Linked DNA regions of Homo sapiens: regions 2, 3 and 4 are each linked to region 1. Evidence: chromatin loops called from intact Hi-C (ENCODE). Cell type or tissue: dorsolateral prefrontal cortex. All regions are shown on one strand. Region 1 overlaps KCNC3 (potassium voltage-gated channel subfamily C member 3). Region 2 holds the start of MYH14 (myosin heavy chain 14). Region 3 overlaps LOC105372436 (a long non-coding RNA gene). Region 4 overlaps MYH14 (myosin heavy chain 14).

The links. Peaks named below come from ENCODE experiments on the same cell type or tissue, not always from the same donor. Only the 100,000 strongest peaks of a DNase experiment are listed, where the experiment ranks them.
Region 2: a loop joins it to region 1, with 6 times the contacts of the local background. A loop is called at or near these places in 5 of 110 quality-filtered maps.
Region 3: it touches region 1 in a loop (4-fold over the local background); 6 of 110 quality-filtered maps call a loop at or near these places.
Region 4: it touches region 1 in a loop (6-fold over the local background); 10 of 110 quality-filtered maps call a loop at or near these places.

The regions. Positions count from the first base shown.
Region 1 is chr19:50,323,478-50,328,477 of GRCh38, forward strand. KCNC3 (potassium voltage-gated channel subfamily C member 3) reads right to left here. Exons shown (of 5, transcript NM_004977.3): 1 at 4,736-5,000; 2 at 1-605. Among named protein-coding and RNA genes, the nearest start is that of KCNC3, 3.4 kb to the right of the region's middle. RefSeq lists silencers at 2,146-2,245, 2,256-2,385, 4,763-4,852 and an enhancer at 2,517-3,038. In dorsolateral prefrontal cortex, a CTCF peak has its summit at 2,276; a DNase peak (open chromatin) is centred at 2,294; H3K4me3 peaks cover 3,848 bases; H3K27ac peaks cover 2,192 bases.
Region 2 is chr19:50,201,330-50,206,329 of GRCh38, forward strand. It overlaps MYH14 (myosin heavy chain 14), which reads left to right and starts at 2,293. Exons shown (of 43, transcript NM_001145809.2): 1 at 2,293-2,342. It overlaps LOC124904746 (a long non-coding RNA gene), which reads right to left and starts at 2,647. Exons shown (of 3, transcript XR_007067298.1): 1 at 2,484-2,647. RefSeq lists a silencer at 4,015-4,114. In dorsolateral prefrontal cortex, a CTCF peak has its summit at 2,118; DNase peaks (open chromatin) are centred at 1,300, 2,122 and 4,022; H3K4me3 peaks cover 3,537 bases; H3K27ac peaks cover 3,204 bases; H3K27me3 peaks cover 673 bases.
Region 3 is chr19:50,140,603-50,145,602 of GRCh38, forward strand. It overlaps LOC105372436 (a long non-coding RNA gene), which reads right to left. Exons shown (of 3, transcript XR_936021.4): 2 at 3,425-3,513. Among named protein-coding and RNA genes, the nearest start is that of SNAR-D, 2.8 kb to the left of the region's middle. In dorsolateral prefrontal cortex, CTCF peaks have their summits at 2,575 (motif pointing left) and 2,776; no DNase peak of the experiment used is centred here.
Region 4 is chr19:50,249,462-50,254,461 of GRCh38, forward strand. MYH14 (myosin heavy chain 14) reads left to right here. Exons shown (of 43, transcript NM_001145809.2): 14 at 189-362; 15 at 1,054-1,227; 16 at 3,178-3,292. Among named protein-coding and RNA genes, the nearest start is that of MYH14, 48 kb to the left of the region's middle. In dorsolateral prefrontal cortex, CTCF peaks have their summits at 3,030 (motif pointing right) and 3,229; a DNase peak (open chromatin) is centred at 3,036.

The sequences.
Region 1 (5,000 bases):
ATGGGGATGTTCTTGAAGTAGGTGTGGTTGGAGCCCAGGATGTCATCGGGGTCGGCGCCAATGCGCTCAGCGTAGTAAATCATGGTGGCGAAGATGAGCACCCCCAGGGCCAGGAAGATGATGAGCAGCAGGAACTCGTTGGTGCTGGCGCGGAGCGTGTGTCCCAGCACGCGCAGCCCCACGAAGTGCCGGGTCAGCTTGAAGATGCGCAGGATGCGGACGAAGCGGACCACCCGCAGGAAGCCCAGCACGTCTTTGGCGGCCTTGGAGCTGAGGCCCGAGAGGCCCACCTCGAGATAGAAGGGCAGGATGGCCACACAGTCGATGATGTTGAGGCTGCTTTTAAGAAACTCCACCTTGTCTGGGCAGAAGGTGATGCGCATGAGGAACTCGAAGGTGAACCAGACCACGCACACCCCCTCCACGTAGGTCAGGAAGGGCTCCGTCTCCACCTCCACGTTGGTGATGTTCTCCGGAGGTGCCCCGGGGATCGGGGAGGCCTGGGTCACCGTCTTGTTGCTAATATGGATGAAGCCCTCATGGGTTTCCAGGCAGAAGGTGGTGATGGAGATGAGGATGAAGAAGAGGGAGGCGAAGGCCACATACTGCAGGGCAGGGAGGGAGAGAGAGGGGGAGAGGTGACCTAGGCATCAGGTTGGCCATAACATCCAGAAGACCCTTCCAGTGCCCCCTTCCCCAGCCTCCTGGGCCCAAACTCTGGGCAAAATCCAGGTGTCTCAGCCCTGTGGCTCCATCACTTCCAGAATCCCATTCTCCCCTCTAAAGCTAGCAAAAAGGGAGAGAAAGGAACAGAGGCAGTTGGAGAAGAGCTGGCCCCAGCAGACGCAGCAGATGGGCAGCTTCTTTCCTTGGAAACATTTCTGGCCCCTTGCTGTTTCCTAGACCACCTCCCCCCACCCTCCTGTTCCCTGTGTCCTATTTCAGGGCCCCCCAGCAGGGTCCACGGGTTCTGCTGTGGGACGGGAGCCGCCAGGCCTAAGATCACACATCCTGTGTGTCTCGGAGGCTTTAGGGCTCAGCTTGGAGCTGGGCAGACGGGAAGGGAGAAGGCGGGCAGGGAGGCAGAATCGTGAGGTGGTTAAGAGTCGGCGAGCCTGGGCATGAATCTGGCTTTTAACCTGTCAAAACTGGGCAAGGAGACTGAGCTTTCTGAACCAGAAGTTTGTAGTGGGATTGTTGTGAGGATTAAATTAGATGAGCGTACGAAGGACTTGGCTCCAAACACAGTGCTTGGAGCAGTGCCTGGAACACAGTAAGAAGACCTGAGCTGTTGTTAGGGTATGCAGGCAGCAGTTAGTTGGGGGGCAAGGTCAAGGCCTCACCCAGAGAGGACAGGGCAGTGGTGGTGCCACAGAGGGGAGGTGGGGGTCCGGGCCCTTAAGGGAGGAGGGGTTGAAGGGTTAAGCCTGCAAAAATGGAAGAGGAGATAAAAGAGGAGAGTCAGGCAGGGTTTAGGGCCCTGAAGAGGAAGGAGAGTCACTGGCCTGGACATTGTGGGAAAAGGCAGAGCCAGGGCCAAAGAGAAGTTAGGGCATTTGCCAAAGGGGCAGAGAATGAGGGGTGAAGGGTCCTGAGCCATTTCAAGATGGGGGATAACCAGAGTCCTGCCACACAGTGATGTGGGTTTTGATGAAGGCCTAGAAGAGGAGGGAGTGGGGTCAGGGTCTTGGAGAAGGAAAGCAATGGGCCAGGCCCCTAGAGATGTCATGGGCTTTATCAGATATGCAGAGGGGTGGGAGGGGAGAGGAGTGCATTGGAGAGGGAAGGAAGACAGGTGTTATAGTAAAGAGAGGGTTTTAATCCTGCGGGTAGTGGAGGAGGGAGGGCATGGGGAGTTTTGCTATTAATCAGGGGCACAGAGCACGGGGAGGCCACTGCTGGACCACAGAGAGGACCTTGGACTTTGGGGTGGGCCAAGGGCCAGCACTGTCCCTCTGTGCACCCCCCTTCCTCCACAGGGGTTGGGCTCTGGGCTTGACTTCACTGAGGTGCAGAGCTGGGAAGTAGTGGGTGGAGAGTTTCGGGGCCACAGAGAGGACCCTGGACGTTGGGGTGGGCTGGGGGCCGGCGCAGGTCCTCTCTGAACTCCCCCCCCACCCCCACCTTCGCTTCTCTGCAGTGGTTTAAGAGGCCAGAGGCCTTCGCAGAGCGCATGCCTAGTTCCCCGCCCCCTCCGAGCCGGGCGCGCGGCGCTAGCTGCGGCACCGCAGTGGGGGCGGGCCAGCCGGGCCGGGGGGCGGGGCGCACGGCGGCCAGTACCGCGGACAGCTCCCCCGCCGCAGTGCGCAGCCGCAGCGGCTAGGGGCCGTCTTAACCCCTTCCGGGCCGGAGCCTATTCAACGCGCAGCCGCAGTGTTGCTGCTTTCCGGCGGGAGGCCAAGGGCCAAGAGTCTAATTAACTCCTTCCCTCCCAGGGCACAGGGAAAGGTGGGCACCCGCCGCAGTGCGCAGCTGCAGAGGCTGGACGGCGTCGGGCTGGTTTAACCCCTTACTCCAGAGTGTGTCAAAAGCAGAAGGGGTAGGAGGGCATGGAGTCTCTGTAAGAAGGAAAGGAGTGATTACGAGGAAGGGGGCGGGGGCAGGGGGCTGTAGGGTCGGACCCTCCACTTTGCTTTGGCCTCAGCTCCCAACTCTCTCAAGCCATATCACTGGGAGGCTGGAAAGGGCTCGGCACACCTTGGACACCCAAAACACATTGGCGGAGTAAATGAGTATCTCCCGTAGCTGTCCCGAACACCTAGCCTGACCATCACAGAAGAACTCTAACTTCATCCCGCTCCTCATCTCAGCACCCTTCAATGGGGTCACAGGAGAGAAGGGCGCCCCGGCCATGGGGGAAGGAGCCGCTCAGTGTCTTGAGGGGGCATCCAGGGCCATGTCCCTTCCGCACCTCCTCTTCCCCACCTCCCCCCATCCAACCCCAAATCTCGCCAACTCAGCGCTTTCTGGGGACCAAACTTTATGCGGTGGCTCCAGGCGTCCCCCCGCTCCCTCCCCCGGCGCGAATGCGGCACTGCGGCTCCGCGTCCTTCCCGGCTCAGGACGCGGCACGGTGGGGGGAGGGGGCCAAGACCTGCTCCTCTGTGTTTGGGTACCCAGGAGCCCAGGAGGGGGTCTTGGGATCGCTCTTATTTCCCCCATTTCCAATTGCCCCCATTTTGCACTGCCCCCCTTTTCCACCACATTCTCCCTCCGGGGTCCCCGGGACAGGGAGGAAGTTAGTAGGAGGAAATGGTTCAGGAGAGAACCCAGGGGGAGGGTAGTCATTTAGCCTAGGAAGTTATGGATGCTTGAGGAAAGTTTTCTGGGAGCGATGGAGAGAGCTTTGGGGAAAATCTAGAATTTGGAGAGAGAGAGAAGGCTCTTTGGTTCACTTTGATGGAGGGGGACAGACTGAGGGGCTAGGTTCTGGGTTTTGCACGGCGGGGGGGGAGGTTCGAGAAAGGAAGAGGGCAGGTGGAAGGAATCCCAGGGCAAGGTAGAAAGAATTGTAAGTTATTTTGAGATGAAAGTTTTAGGGCTGATGACTTGAGGGGCCTCCCAGGGTTTGAGGTTAGAAAAAGTTCTAGAGCAGGAGGGAAAGTCACTTAGACTAGGAAACGGGCTGTGGGGGCTTTGGATGGGGGGAGTCCCAGGGATAGAGAGTGCACTGTGCAGTTAAAATGATGGAGAGGAGAAGCTGCGAGGATCTATGGAGGAGGAAGAACAATTCTGGAGGACATGTGAGGGTTCTGGAGAGGAAAGGCATATGATGGGGGCATGGGATGCTTCTGGAGGCACTGAGGAGGAGTGTGAAAGGCTTGGGGGAAGTCTGGAGCTTTATGGGGAAAGTCCTTGAGATGGGAGTTGGCGTGGAGGTTGAAGAGTGTTAAACACAGAGTGAACACAGAGGGGGCCTGGAGGTTCCAACGGAGAAGATGCCCCAAGACTCAGTATTGCAGTGAGGGGGAGGTGAAAATGTCCAGGCAAGAACAAGTGGAGGTTTAGAGGGGTCCAGAAGGCTGTGAGGTTGGGGTGGGGGAGTTTTCTGAGACTCTGAGAGCAGAAGATACTGCAGGAAGGGAGTGGAAAAAATAATCAGAAGATTCAAACTTGGAGAGAGAGGTCTTCTGGGAGACGGGCCACGGGGTGAATCGGGGAGGTGCTGGGAGAGACTGAGAGTTGAATAGGGGGCCCCAGAGAGTCTGGAGAAGGCAGGGAAAGTGGGGGTCAGGGCTCACAGGGCCTAGGAGAATTTGAGGGCTGAGAAGGGATGTCTTCTGAGGGGCTGGGGAAGGTCCAAGAAACCAAGGGCTGGACGGTGACCAAGAGTAGTGAGAAGAGATTTGATGGGGCCCAGGAGACATGAGGGTTGGGGAGGGTCTCAGAGGAGCCCAGGAAAGGTGGGGACCGGGTTGTTCAGAGAAGCACGGGAGATTCACGGTCTGGAGGAAGTGTCTAAGCGTCTAGGGTGGCCTTGGCGGGGGAGGGGGAACTTTGGAGGGGTCTGGAAGAGCCCGAAGGTTGGAGATCCGTCTTTGGAGGATCTGGGGGATGGCTGCGAGAGGGGGGTGTGTTCGGAGGAGCCCAGGAGACTCAGGATTGGGGAAGAGGCTTCTAGGAGACTGAGAAGCCTAGAGGGACCCGGAGGGTTGGAGCTGGGGCGCTCCTGGGAGACTGGGGGCGCCTGGAGAGGCGGGGGTGGGGTGGATGGGGGCCCCGAGAGCGCGCTCACCCTGGCAGCCCGCGACGAGTAGGGGTCCTCGAAGAGCGCCCACACGCGGGGCTGCCAGCGGCGCCACCATGTGCCGCCCGCGCCGCCCGCGCCCCCTGGCGGCCCCCCGGCGCCGCCGCCCGCGTCCTGGAAGCAGAGGCGCTTGAGCTCGCCGCCCGCTCCGTCCAGGCCGCCGCCGCCCGCGCCCGCCTCGTCGTCCAGGCCTCCGTCGTGGGCGCCTGCGGCGTTGGCGGCGTTGGCGGCGCCCGCGGGGTCGGGCGCCTCG
Region 2 (5,000 bases), 120 kb before region 1:
TGCCCTCAGCACCCAACTCCAGCTTCTCTTGTCTCTTTTCTGCCCATCTCTTATCTCCCAACATTTCCTTTCATATTTCTTTGGCTTCTTGCTCGTACGCTAGACTTCGTATGTATATAGTTTCTCTCCTGCATGCTGTTTGTAGGACAATAAATGGCAATAGTCATGATAATCAGTATTTTCTTTTTCTTTTCTTTCTTTTTTTTTTGAGATGGAATCACTCTGCCACCCAGGCTGGAGTGCAGTGGTGCTATCTCCGCTCACTGCAACCTCCGCCTCCTGGGTTCCAGTGATTCTCCTGCCTCAGCCTCCCGAAAAGCTGGGATTACAGGCGTGGGCCACTATGCCTGGATAATTTTTGTATTTTTAGTAGAGACGGGGTTTCACCATGTTGGCCAGGCTGCTCTCGAACTCCTGACTTCAAGTGATCTGCCTGCCTCAGCTTCCCAAAGTGCTGGAATTAGAGGCGTGAGCCACCGCTCCTGGCCAGTACTTTCTTATTCAGCCTTTTCCCTGGTGCCAGGACTGTACTAAGAGCTTTGTAGGCACTAATTCACTTAATCCACTCAATACAAGCACTCATTACCATTTACTCAACAAACACTTATTAAACACCTACTGTGTGCCAGGCACTGAGGATTCGGCACTGAACAAAATAAAGATCTTTGTCCTCGTGGGACTTAAATTCTAGTGAGGAGACAGATGATAAACAGATAAATTAGCAAACACTCCCAGTGCTATGAGAAAAAGCAAAGCGGGGTTAAACGAGAGAGAGTGATGAGAGGAACTGTCTTATATAGGATGGCCAGGAAAGGCCTCTTGGAAGAGGTGATATTGGAGCAGAACGGATGATGTGGGAGAGAGGTTGTCATGCAAAACCTGGGGAAGAGCATTCCTGGTGGACCCAACAGAGAATGCAAAGGCCTTGGGGCAGCACCAGGCCTCCTGGTTTGAGAAATTGAGCCAGTGTAGCTGGAGCAGTATGAAGGGGAGGGCCTGGGGGTGAGATCAGAGAGAGCAAAAGGGCCAGCCACATCCCGCAGGACCTCATTGGCCATGGTGAGTTCTTAGACTTTTACTGAGTGAAATGGGAGCCATGGAAGGCTCTGAACAGAGGAAAGGCCCCATCTGAATAGAGTAGACTGTAGGGAGAGCAAGGGTGAAGGCAGACAGTCCATCACTCCCATTTTACGAGTGCAGAAATAAATGGAATCTCAAAAAAGTCCAGCAACTGGCCTGAGCCCACACAGCTGCTGAGCAGCCGAGCCAAGCTGGCAGGCCTCCTTGGGTTCAGTGGAGCCATTCCTTTGTGCCCTTGGCTCTTTTTATTTTCCTTTTAAATAGAGATGGGGCCTATGTTGCCCAGGCTGGTCTTGACCTCCTGGGCTCAAGTGATCCTCCCACCCTGGCCTCCCAAAGTGTTGGGATTACAGGTGTGAGCCACGGCACCCTTCCAACCTTGGGAAGTCTTTTGGCTCTCCTGAGCCTCAGTTTTCCCATCTGTAAATTGTAAATGGGGAATCATTACCACGTTTGGGCATAGCATGGCGGTTAAAAGCACAACTTCTGGTTGGATCTGAGTCCTTGCTCTGCCATCGGCCAGCTCTGTGACTTTCTGCAATTAACACCCTCTTTCTAAGCTTGGGGTTACCTCATCTAGAAGATGAAGATCTTAATAGCACCAATTTCAAGGGCTTCGTTGTAAGGATTAAATGAGATCATGCAGGTAAGGCGCTTAGCACAGCTCCCGGTCTACATCGAAGTGCTTGATAAACGATCATTGTTATTCCGATAGTATCACGGCCCACACCTCCCCGGTGGGTGAGAGCCTGGGAGGGTGCCTGGTACATGGTCTACGTTCGACAAAAGTGAATTCTGTCTCCTGTCTCTCCTGCCCGCCGGGTCCCGGGGGACCCAGGCATTCCGGCCTTCGGTCGGCCCCCCCACGCCGGCCCTTACAAAGGCCCCCATTCATGCCTTGCGCACAAAGCGGCCCATTCACCCTGGCCCCTTGGGCCTCCCGCCCCCGGCCGCCCCCCGCGCCTCGCTATTGGTGGCGCCCCGTGCCCATCAGGCCTCGGCTTCCACCCCCGACCGCGCCGCCTAGCTCCGCGCCCGGGCCGCGTTCTTTTCCCACGGCTGGCACCCTTCGACAACTTCTGATTGGCCCAGCCCGCCAGCCGCTCTTTTTGATTGGCGGCTCCCGTCCCCCAGGGGCGGGGCCGTAGCTTGCCGCAGCGGGCGCCGATTGGCCTCTGCTGCTCTCTTGGGGGCGGGGCTGTCCTGGCGGACACGCCCCTCTTTCTCCCCAGGCCGAAGCCTCGGGACGGCCCTGGAAGCCGGTGAGTGCCCGGGGCCGGCAGCCCTCCGGGGGCGGCGGAACGGGACTGAGCCAGGGGAAGCTGGAGCCTGGGGGCTGCGATCGGGGCCCGGGAGCCCGGGCAGGCGGCCGGGGACGGCGGGGAGGTGACGCGGACACTCACCTTGGGCGCGCAGCGGGACGGCGGCGAGGGAGGTGGGGGGGCGGGACGTCTACACTCCCCCAACTCCAGTTGCCGCCGTGTGCGAGGCCCGGTCGGGGTCCTCGTTGTCAGCCCCGGGCCTGTTCCGCAGAAGGGGAAACTGAGGCTGTCTTTGGAACCTCGGCCGCTTTAATACCTGAGTCATCGCCTCCAGTCCCCCGCCCCCAGCATGACATGTCTCTGTTCTCACGTGTCAGAATCGGAGGCCAGAGAGAGGGGTCGTGACTGGAAGAGGCGGAGGGGTAGGGAAGGACATATTTGAGAACCTATGATGTACTTGGACGCTTTTATTTTTTATAACTAAATAATTTCCTTTCCTTATCGTGTTGACTCGAGGTGAGTTATATTGTACCCATTATACAGAGAGGGGAAGGCTGAGACTGGGCCGAATTGGTGACTGCAGGGGGACCTGGTGGAGAAGAACACTCCAGAGACCAACTGTGTGCTGGGTCCTTTAACCTTTTCAGTCCCACAGGAGTCCCCTAAGGAAAGCGGTGGTCCCTGTGGCATAGATGGGGAAGCAGGTTGGTAGTAATCACCAACTGGGACGCAGAAATTCATGTCTTTAGGGACCTGCTACAAGTTCTTTCCAGACCCCCTCCTTTAGAATGGCAGAAAACGGTATAGGCTTGAATTCCAGACCTCCCTCTTACGCTGTGTGATCTTGAGTGCCTTACTTTGACCCTTCCTGCCTCAGTTTCCACATCAGAGAAATGGACATGCTGATCACCCCTATGTCATTGGTTGTTGAGGTTATTCTAGGCCGGGCGCAGTGGCTCAGGCCTGTAATCCCAGCACTTTGGGAGGTGGAAGCGAAAGAATCGCTTGAGCCCAGGAGTTCGAGACCAGCTTGGGCAACACAGCGAGACTTCGTCTCTACAAAAAGTAAAAGAGTTAGCCGGGCGTGGTGGCGTGACCCTGCTGTCCCAGCTACTCGGGAGGCTGAGCAGGGAGGATCGGTTGAGCCCAGGAGGTCAAGGCTGCAGTGAGCCATGATCGTGGCATTGCACTCCAAGCTGGGCAACAGAGAGAGACCCTGTCTCTCCCTCTTTTTTTTTTTTTAAATCATTTTATGATCTCAAAGAGCTGTTCTAAGAGGAGAAAATACCCGACACATAGTAGGTACTCTTATCACCATGTAGTCTTTATTTCACTCCCGAGACTGAAGCTCAGGACAGAATACCATTGTCCTCTTCTTTGGTACTCTTACTGTCTATAGATTTTGTTGTTCCCTTCCCGCAGTTGGGAAACTGAGGCTCAGGGAGATTAATGATGAAGCACTGGGCTGGGGAACTTTCTGAACGTCGTTTTATTAATTTCACTGGCCGCAATGCACAGCAGGGAAAGCTGAGGCCCAGGAAGCTCCAGCGGGGTTTGAATCCCGGGAATCCTCAGCCTTCTCCGCGGCGGGCCCTCGACCTTTGCCCTCCATAAGGGGGAGGAGCCCCTGGCGCCGCCGCCGCCGCCGCCCACCTGGCAACAGGCTCAACCCCCGCCTTCCCCCGGCCCCCGTCAGAGGCCCTGAAGCTCCAGGCCCGCCCCGTTCCCAGCCGGGCAGGTGCTGGGTGACATCAGAGCCGGGCTCCCGCCCTGTGACGCGACGGGGCCCCGCCCTGCGCTGGACCGCGGAGGTCGCTGCACCTGAAGAGAACGGGGATTCCCGCGCCCTCACCCCATCTCCCCGCTCCGGTCGGCGCCCCCAGGTAGCCCCGAGGATCTGCGAGTTGAGGGGGCGGCGACACAGGCGCTTGGGTCCAGGGGAATGGGTACGGGGCTCTCAGACTCCTGGATCTGAGAAGGGGCCTTGGGGGCCGGCTGTCCCAGGTCTGAGGAAGGACTGCGCCGCGAGCCCGAACTTCTGGGTCCTGGGGGAGGAAAGGACTGGGGCCAGGACTGCAGAGCTGGGGTCTTAGGGGAGGAGGGGGCTGCAAGCCCGGATTCTGGGGTCTGTAGGAGCAGGGGCTGGGGGCCTGAACTCCTGGGTCTGAGACAGGAGGGCATTGAGTACTGGGACTCCGGAAACCCAGCGCTAGAAGCCAGGGTCAGACGGCTGGATGCCAAGGGCCCCAACCTCTGCCCCAGGGCGGATCCCTGGCTGCTTTTCTTTTTCAAGCCCAGCAGTCTCGGCCCCTCCCAGGGCAGGTGCTTTCACCTGCCCAGGTGACAGTAATTAGCCCTGGCAGAGTGTTCCTGCTGGTTGAGGAAGGGTAGGGCAGTCAGAGAGGCTCGGCCACTTGGAGCCAAGGCCTGCAGGCCCTGCCCGCCCCATCAGGGCTGTGATCCATCTTCAGAACTCAGCATCCTCACCTCTAGCCCGGCTGCAGTGAGGTGAGGGGGCCTGCACTTCCCAATCCATAGGAGGAGGGGGCTGGGGGCTCAGACTCCTGGGTCCTGGGAGAGGAGGAGGCTGGGAGCTCGGACTCCTCAGCCTGGGGAAGGAAAGGGCTGGGGGCTTGGACTCTTGGCTCCAGGGAGGAG
Region 3 (5,000 bases), 180 kb before region 1:
CGTATTTTTTTGGTGGAGACGGGGTTTCGCTGTGTTGGCCGGGCTGGTCTCCAGCTCCTAACTGCGAGTGATCCGCCAGCCTCGGCCTCCCCAGGTGCGGGGATTGCAGATGGAGTCTCGTTCACTCAGTGCTCAATGGTGCCCAGGCTGGAGTGCAGTGGCGTGATCTCGGCTCGCTACAACCTCCACCTCCCAGCCGCCTGCCTTGGCCTCCCAAAGTGCCGAGATTGCAGCCTCTGCCCGGCCGCCACCCCGTCTGGGAAGTGAGGAGCGTCTCTGCCTGGCCGCCCATCGTCTGGGATGTGAGGAATCCCTCTGCCTGGCTGCCCAGTCTGGAAAGTGAGGAGCGTCTCTGCCCGGCCGCCATCCCATCTAGGAAGTGAGGAGCGCCTCTGCCCGGCCGCGACCCTGTCTGGGAGGTGAGGAGCGTCTCTGCCCAGCCGCCCCGTCTGAGAAGTGAGGAGCCCCTCTGCCCGGCAGCCGCCCCGTCTGAGAAGTGAGGAGCCCCTCCGCCCGGCAGCCACCCCATCTGGGAAGTGAGGAGCGTCTCCGCCCGGCAGCCACCCCGTCCGGGAGGGAGGTGGGGGGGGGGTGGTCAGCCCCCCGCCCGGCCAGCCGCCCCGTCCGGGAGGGAGGTGGGGGGGTCAGCCCCCTGCCCGTCCAGCCGCCCCGTCCGGGAGGTGAGGGGCGCCTCTGCCTGGCCGCCCCTACTGGGAAGTGAGGGGCCCCTCTGCCCGGCCACCACCCCGTCTGGGAGGTGTACCCAACAGCTCATTGAGAACGGGCCATGATGACAATGGCGGTTTTGTGGAATAGAAAGGGGGGAAAGGTGGGGAAAAGATTAAGAAATCGCATGGTTGCCGTGTCTGTGTAGAAAGAAGTAGACATGGGAGACTTTTCATTTTGTTCTGTACTAAGAAAAATTCTTCTGCCTTGGGATCCTGTTGATCTGTGACCTTACCCCCAACCGTGTGCTCTCTCAAACATGTGCTGTGTCCACTCAGGGTTAAATGGATTAAGGGCGGAGCAAGATGTGCTTTGTTAAACAGATGCTTGAAGGCAGCATGCTCCTTAAGAGTCATCACCACTCCCTAATCGCAAGTTCCCAGGGACACAAACACTGCGGAAGGCCACAGGGTCCTCTGCCTAGGAAAACCAGAGACCTTTGTTCACTTGTTTATCTGCTGACCTTCCCTCCACTATTGTCCTATGACCCTGCCAAATCCCCCTCTGCGAGAAACACCCAAGAATGATTAAAAAAAAAAAAGAAAGTGTTAATGACAGATTTGCCTCCATTAAAAGCCAAGAAAGTCAAATTATTCAAATTCTGTCTAGGGTATATATGAAAGATTTAAATGTAAAATAATGTTGTGAATTTCAACACATTTACTTCATTTTTCAGTATTTTTCAACTAGTTTAGCATTCCAGGAAAAATAAATTTAGAAAAAATATATAAAAACTTGCGCAGGGCACAGTGGCTCATGCCTGTAATCCCAGCACAGGCCTTTGGGAGGCCAAGGTGGGTGGATCACTTGAGCCTGGGAGTTTAAGACTAGCCTGAGCAACATGGGGAGAGCCTGTCTCTACAAAAATAATTTAGGAATTAGCTAGGCATGGTAGTGTGTGCTTGTAGTCCCAGCTACTCAGGAGGCTGAGGCAGGAGGATCCCTTGAGCCCAGGAGTTTGTTACTGCAGTGAGCTATGATCTCACCACCACACTCCAGCCTGGGCAATGGAGCAAGAACCCCTCTCCTTAAAAAAAAAAAAAGCAAGTATATGGGGGCACATACATTTCCTTTGAAATAGCAGTCTGATGTGGCATGAGACTGGCCTTTTTAAAAAATTTGATATTTTGTTCATCATTGATTTTTTTTGCATTGATTTTGATTTTTAAAAAATGTTGCATTATTATTGTTATTGTTATTATTGTCACTCTGTCACCCAGGCTGGAGTGCAGAGTCTCCCTGAGTTCAAGTGATTCTCCTGCTTCAGCCTCCCAAGTAGCTGGAACTACAGGCGTGTGCCACCTCACCCTAATTTTATTTTTTATTTTTATTTTTTTTGTAGAGACAGGGTTTCGCCATGTTGGCCAGGCTGGTCTCAAACTTCCGACCTCAAGTGATCCACCCACCTTGGGCTCCCAAAGTGCTGGGATTACAGGCGTGAACCACCGCGCCTGGCCAATATTGCATTAAATATTCTTTTATCTTGATTGCTGCATTTGGGGCACACATTTACATTTGGTACTGGGTGAATACAGCTCCCTCTGGCCAGGCTCCAGCCAGCCCCACTCCTCCAGGGTGAAGTCCACCGCCACATCCTTGAAGGTCACTGATTCCTGCAAGGGCCAGTTTCATTCTGTGGAGTGGCACGTCCTTCTGGAACTTGGGGGCAGAAGTGTCAGGGGTCAAGAGCCCACAACAGCCCCCTGGGCTGGAACATTCTGATTGTGCAGAATTGGGATGCCTGAATCCAACTGGCCTATGGGAACCTATCTAAGGCAGAAACTCGCCCATAGGCACCTTGGTAGAAAGTAGAACAAGGAGCCCTTTCACATGACTCTTTACTGCCATCTGTTGGGAAGTCATTGTAATATACCAATTAATTTAGTATATGACAGTTTATCAAACTGCCTGCAAACTGCCACCAATGTATGAGGTATAAGGTGGGAGTCCTGCCTGGGATGAGGCACACTTGTGCAGTGCATAACCTGCACAGCTCTAAGTGACAGCCCTAAAAAATGCTTTTTTTTTGAGATGGAGTCTCGCTCTATCCCCCAGGCTGGAGTGCAGTGGCGCAATCTCGGCTCACTGCAAGCTCCACCTCCCGGGTTCACGCCATTCTCCTGCCTCAGCCTCCCGAGTAGCTGGGACCACAGGCGCCCGCCACCACGCCCGGCTAATTTTTTGTATTTTTAGTAGAGACGGGGTTTCAACGTATTAGCCAGGATGGTCTCGATCTGACCTCGTGATCCGCCTGCCTCAGCCTCCCAAAGTGCTGGGATTACAGGCATGAGCCACCGCGCTCAGCCTAAGAAACACTTAAAGAAAAATCCGTCAAGCCGTTTTGTGCAGGAGATATTCGCAAGTCCCATTCTATCCCAGACCCCATCCCTGATCCTCACCCCCATTCCTGACTCCAGAGATGAGGCTCAGGGATGAAGCAAAACCATCCATTGCCCACTTTGCCTGGTAACTGAAAGGCTGCAGTGTTCGATGAAAAATGTTTAGACTGCGCGACATGGTCCCAGCTCAGAGCATTCTGCCTCTGCCTCCTGCCCCTGGGCACTGCCCGGCTCCCCTCTCCTCATACCCCCTTTCCCAGTATTGGAAGAGTCAGGAGACCTTGAGATCATGCACAGGGATGAAGAGGGCCCACTGGAGTCCACAAAGTTATCCTGGGGAAGAGGAAGCCCAGACTCACCTGGCCCTCGGCCATCAAGGTCCCATTGGCCATTGCTGGGTTCTGGGCATGTGCCTCTGGGAGAAGGGTTCACGCCAGGGCCCGAAGAGCTGGAGGAGGAGACCACAGCAGAAAAAGGGTCATTTGTGACCCTGACAGACAGATGCTTTCCCCAAGACTCCTGGTCACGGAAGGGGCCATGGTCCCCTAAGAGTCAAAGCAAAGTCCCAGGACAGGCCACCTGAGGCCCCCATTCCATACCAGTGACAACAGCCAGCAACCATGAGGCTGTCTCACCTCCCCGACACAACAGCTCTCGGACGTGGGAACGATGGTTACCCCTAGATGAGGACATTGAGGCACAAGAGGTCAAGACTTGCTCAAGTTCATGGAGACAAAAAGTTTCAGAGAAGTCTAGCCACAGGGCCACCCCTATCTTTTATATATATATATATATATATTGTTTTTTTTTTTTTTAGATGGATTCTCACTCAGTGTCCCAGGCTGGCTGGAGTGCAGTGGCGCCATCTCGGCTCACTGCAACCTCCGCCTCCCAGGATCAAGCAATTCTCTTGCCTCAGCTTCCTGAATAGCTGGGATTACAAGCACCTGCCACCATGCCTGGCTAATATTTACATTTTTAGTAGAGATGGGGTTTCACCATGTTGGCAAGGCTGGTCTCGAACTCCTGACCTCAGGTGATCTACCCACCTCGGGCTCCAAAATTGCTGGGATTTTAGGCCTGAGCCACTGTGCCTGGGCCAGGGGTTCTTATTTATTTATATAATTTATTATTTTTTAATAATACAGACAGGGTCTCTCTATGTTGCCCAGGCTGGTCGCGTACTCCTGGGCTCAAGCAATCCTCCCACCTCGGCCTCCCAAAGTGCTGGGATTACAGGCATGAGCCACCACACCCAGCCTTGGCAAAGATTCTTAAAACTTTATTCCATAAACTGGGACTTCCTGCCTGGTGGGGTAGACAGGCTGTATAACAGCCCCCAGAGATATCCCTGGAACCTACAGATCTTATCTTATATGGAAAAGAGACTTTGCGGAAGGGATTAAGTGAAGGATCTTTAGATGGGGGGAATTATCCTGGATTATCTGGGCGGGCACTAAATGCCTTCACAAGTGTCCTTATAAGAGGGGGCAGAGGAGAGTCTGACACAGGGCAGAAGAAGGCCATGCACCAGAAGCAGAGAGCAGCAGAGGCTGAGAGAGAGGACGCTACACTGCTGGCTTTGATGACAGAGGAAAGGGCTACAAGCCAAGGAAAGCAGGCCCCTGGAAACTGGCAACGAGGCAGCGAAACAGATCCATCCCTGGAGCCTCTGGAGGGAGCATGGCCGTGCTGACCCCTTGATCCCTTTGAATCCCGCTTCCAACTTCTGGCCTCCAGGATTGTAATATAATAAAATTGTGTCATTTTAAGTGTGTGGCAATTTGTTACAGCACCATGGGAAACTAATACAGTCCACAGAATGAAAAGATGCAGCACCTCACACACATTTCCCAGGCGAGAAGCCATACACATCCCCGGCTACACAGAACACACACACCTGAATGCTGAAACTAGTGCATGAGGTGTTTTTTT
Region 4 (5,000 bases), 74 kb before region 1:
CCCTGTCTCTGGCTCTGTCCCCTGTCTCTGGGTCTCTGTCCCCCTCTCTCTGGGTCTCTGTCCCCCTCTCTCTGGGTCTCTGTCCCCTCTCGATGCATCTCTGTCCCCTGTCTCTGGGTCTCTGTCCCCTGTCTCTGGGTCTCTGTCCCTCTCCATCCTCCCAGCTCACGTGTCCTGCGTCCCTGCAGCTGAACTCCTTCGAGCAGCTCTGCATCAACTACACCAACGAGAAGCTGCAGCAGCTCTTCAACCACACCATGTTCGTGCTGGAGCAGGAGGAGTACCAGCGTGAGGGCATCCCCTGGACCTTCCTCGACTTTGGCCTCGACCTGCAGCCCTGCATCGACCTCATCGAGCGGCCGGTGAGCCCCAGGCCCCTCCCAGCCCACACTCACGGTTCAGATCCGTCTCTCCCAGCATCTGCGAGACCAGGGTCTAGCTCCTCCTCTGCTGGGCCTCAGGATGCCCCATGGGTTCTGTGGGGAAGGTGACAGCACCTGCTTCCTCGATCTTTTGTGACCATAGGTGATTAGGGCCCAGAATGTGCCTGCCACAGGGCCCGGCTCAAATCAATCGGTTAATCAGAGCTCTCACCGTAACTGTTGTTCTCACGTTTGTTTTTTGTTTGTTTGTTTTGTTTTGTTTTGTTTTTTTCTTGAGACGGAGTCTCGCTCTATCGCCCAGGCTGGAGTGCAGCGGCGCGATCTCTGCTTACTGCAAGCTTCGCCCCCTGGGTTCACGCCATTCTCCTGCCTCAGCCTCCCGAGTAGCTGGGACTACAGGTGCCCGCCACCACGCCCGGCTAATTTTTTGTATTTTTAGTAGAGTCGGGGGTTTCACTGTGTTAGCCAGGATGGTCTCGATCTCCTGACCTCGTGATCTACCCGCCTCGGCCTCCCAAAGTGCTGGGATTACAGGCGTGAGCCACCGTGCCTGGCATCTCACGTTTGTTTTTATGTCCAAGTGTGACTTATAAGAGCTAAAAATCAGCAGCCACCTGAGTGTCCAATATGTGGGGATCTGACTTACTCTCCCCCTGCTGTCAATGGCCAGGCCAACCCCCCTGGACTCCTGGCCCTGCTGGATGAGGAGTGCTGGTTCCCGAAGGCCACAGACAAGTCGTTTGTGGAGAAGGTAGCCCAGGAGCAGGGCGGCCACCCCAAGTTCCAGCGGCCGAGGCACCTGCGGGATCAGGCCGACTTCAGTGTTCTCCACTACGCGGGCAAGGTAGGGGCTGGGGCCGGCCTTGGGGCATGTGGGAGTGGGGATCAAGGGATCTCCACTGGCTACAGATGGGGGGAGGGTGCAGAGGGAAAACAGGGTCCTCCTGAGGTCCAGACAAACAGAGCAGGGGCTAGGAGAGCCCAGGGAGGAGCAAGGATTCTGTCTGATGGGATCACCAAAAACTTCCTCAAAGAGGTGATATTTGCAGTGGGTTTTGAGGGATGGGTAGGAGTTCATCAGGAGGCGATCTATGTGCATTTTATCCACTTATTCAGCAGATATGTGCGGGGTGCCATTTGTGTGCCCAGCTCGGGGCCGAGCAAAGCTGGATACACAGATCAAACATGGTTTCTGTCCTCACAAAGATCCCTATCTGGGAGGGAGGCAAATACAGACGATCAGGATATAAGGTTAATAGGTCTTTCAGTGGAGGCAGCTGAGGGTAGTGTCAGAGCCCAGAAGAGAAGTACCTGGGAAAGCTTCACAGAAGAGAATATGCTCAATCTCAAATCTCAGTCAAGGGCCGGCAAACATTTTCTGTAAAGGGTCCGATAGTAAATAGTTTCAGCTTTGTGGGCCAGACGATCTCTGTCACAGCTACACAATTCTGCTGTGGTCACACAAAAAGAGCCACAGATAATACATAAGTATCTTCAAGCCCCCAGGGAAAAAGAAAGGAAAAACAGACTGAGAAACAGTTTCGAGGGCTCTCTTGCCCCCAGAAGGGCCCCCATGAGTTTGACTATGAAGACATAAATGAAGGTTCTATTCCTATATATATATACACATATATATATACACACATATATATATACACACATATATATATACACACTACACACACACACACACACACACACACACACACACACACACACACACACATATATATATGTATTTTTTTTTATTTGAGACAGAGTCTCCCTCTGTTACCCAGGCTGGAGTGCAGTGGCACGATCTCGGCTCACTGCAATCTCCGCCTCCTAGGTTCAAGCAATTCTTCTGCCTCAGCCTCCCCAGTAGCTGGGATTACAGGCACCTGCCACCATGCCTGGCTAATTTTTGTATTTTTAGTAGAGACAGGGTTTCACCATGTTGGCCAGGCTGCTCTCGAACTCCTGACCTCAGTTGATCCACCCGCATAGGCCTCCCAAAGTGCTGGGATTACAGGTGTGAGCCACCGCGCCCAGCCCTATTCCAGTGAAAGTATTTGCAAAAAGAGGTGGCAGGCTGGATTTTGCCTGTGAGCCATAGTTTGCTGACCCCTGGTTTTGATGATGTGGACCAGGCAGCCCCAGAGGATGGGTGAAGGGTGGGAAGGGCTCTCCAGGCAGAGGGAACAGCATAGACAATGGCTGGGAGGCAGGAGATTCCATGTGTTCTGTGTCTAGCCCTCAGTTTCTTCCCCAGACATACTCCAGAACTCCCCCTGTACCCAGCCCTCTGCTAGGCCGTGAGTCAGACCTGGGCCCTGCCCTCGGGGGACCGCTGTCTGGTGGGGGGCACATATGCAGAGAATTGTAGCGGCCAAGATCGTGACTCTATGGAGCCCCACAGCAAAGCCCTGAGTACCCAGAAGGAGCCAGTGGTGTGAAACCCACAGAGACAGAACCCCAGGTGGCAGGAACCGCAGGGGTAAAACCCCGAGGTGGGAGTAAGCTCGCATGTTTGAGGAACAGTGCGGAGGCCAGGGTGGCTGGAGCGGAATGAATAGGAAGAAAGTGGTGGTGGTGGAGGTCACAGAGGTGGCAGGGGGCATAGAGGGGAAGGAGAGAGAGGGGACCATGCTGGTGGGGTGCAGTTCAGAATATGGACACAAGGTGGCACCAGTGCTCGCTTGTCCATGGTGAGCTCCAGACCTGGGAGTCTCAGAGCTTCTGGAAGGCTCCTTAGGAAATCCAGAGAATGTCTGAGCCTGCAAGTCATCGCCCTCCTCTACCTGACTTCATTCAGGTCGACTACAAGGCCAACGAGTGGCTGATGAAAAACATGGACCCTCTGAATGACAACGTCGCAGCCTTGCTCCACCAGAGCACAGACCGGCTGACGGCAGAGATCTGGAAAGACGGTGAGGACCCACTTCCCCCACCCCGGCTCTAGGGGTCTGTGCGGCCATTCTCCAAATCCACAGCGTGAGCACCTTTGTTTCAGAGGCGGAGGTCTGAACCTGAGTTTTCTGCTCAGACCCAGAATAGCCAGTGTCACAAATAGTATTTCAAATCAGTGATGGATGGATCCATAGATTAATTGATTGACTATTGATTTGATTGATAAGCCAGCATCCTTCTCAAGGATAAAGCACTCCGCCTTAATCAGAAACGTGGCAAAGATACCCACTAACACTACTGTTAAACATCGTTTTTTTAGCAATACTAGCCTATGCAATCAGACCAGAAAAAGTATGAATATCGAACAGGAAGAAGTAAACTTATTATTTTTAGATGGCCTGTGTTCCCTAAACAATTAGGAGATTTGGCTGGGCATGGTGGCTCACACCTGTAATCCCAGCACTTTTGGGAGGCCAAGGTGGGCGGATCACTTGAGGTCAGGAGTTCAAGACCAGCCTGGCCAACATGGTGAAACCCTGTCTCTACTAAAAGTACAACAATTAGCCAGATGTCCTGGTGCATGCCTGTAGTCTCAGCTACTAGGGAGGCTGAGGCAGGAGAATCGCTTGAATCTGGGAGGTAGAGGTTTCAGTGAGCCAAGATTGTGTCACTGCAATCCAGCCTGGGTGACAGTGTGAGACTCTGTCCCAAAAAAAAAAAAAAAATTCTACTGAGAAATAATTTATAACAATAAGAGAACACAGAATGATGATCTTTTGCAGGTCAGTCAACTTTTAGGCTTTGCTTTCTTTGTTTTCTTACAAAGTTCCCTTCACGCCCCCAGGGAAGAAGAAAGAAAAAACAGACTGAGATACAGTTTTGGAGGGCTTTCCTGCCCCCAAAAGGCCCCCATGAGTGTGACTGTCTTTTTGGATTGACACTTCTAGGGGTCATAGGCAGAGATGCCAAATGCCCTGTGGTAGGACTCTGACCTTTTCCAAGCCTTTTCTGCCACTGCCCCTGCCCCCCCATCCTTAGAGGAGGTTTGAGAAATGGTTTTAGAAAGCTGGCAGAACTGGCATCCTGTTTTTTCCAGGTTCCAAGTTTCTGGCATTTGTCAGTTTGCCTTAATCTTTTATTGACATGAAAAGGTAGCTGTAGAAATACCAGTCCATGCAATTTGGCAAGAAAACAAAATGAGCGGCCAGGCGCGGTGGCTCACGCCTGTAATCCCAGCACTTTGGGAGGCCAAGGTGGACGGGTCACCTGAGGTCGGGAGTTTGAGACCAGCCTGACCAACATGGAGAAACCTCATCTCTACTAAAAATACAAAATTAGCTGGGCGTGGTGGCACATGCCTGTAATCCCAGCTACTCGGGGGGCTGAGGCAGGGGAATCGCTTGAACCCGGGAGGTGGAGGTTGTGGTGAGCCGAGATCGTGCCATTGCACTCCAGCCTGGGCAACAAGAGTGAAACTCTGTCTCAAAAAAAAAAAAAAAGGAAAAAAAAAGAAAACAAAATGAGCAAGGTGAGTGGTTCCCAAAACACACTCACAGAGCAAAACAGCATGGAGGGTCTTGATCTTGTGAGCTCATGCTAGAAAGATAGATTTTATTTTTATGTCTCATATAGTATTTACACAAGGAGATTGGAAAGCAGAGTTTGATGTTCAGGAACAGAACCAGATTATGCTACGAGAATCATCTCCCGGCTGAAAATCTGCTGCCC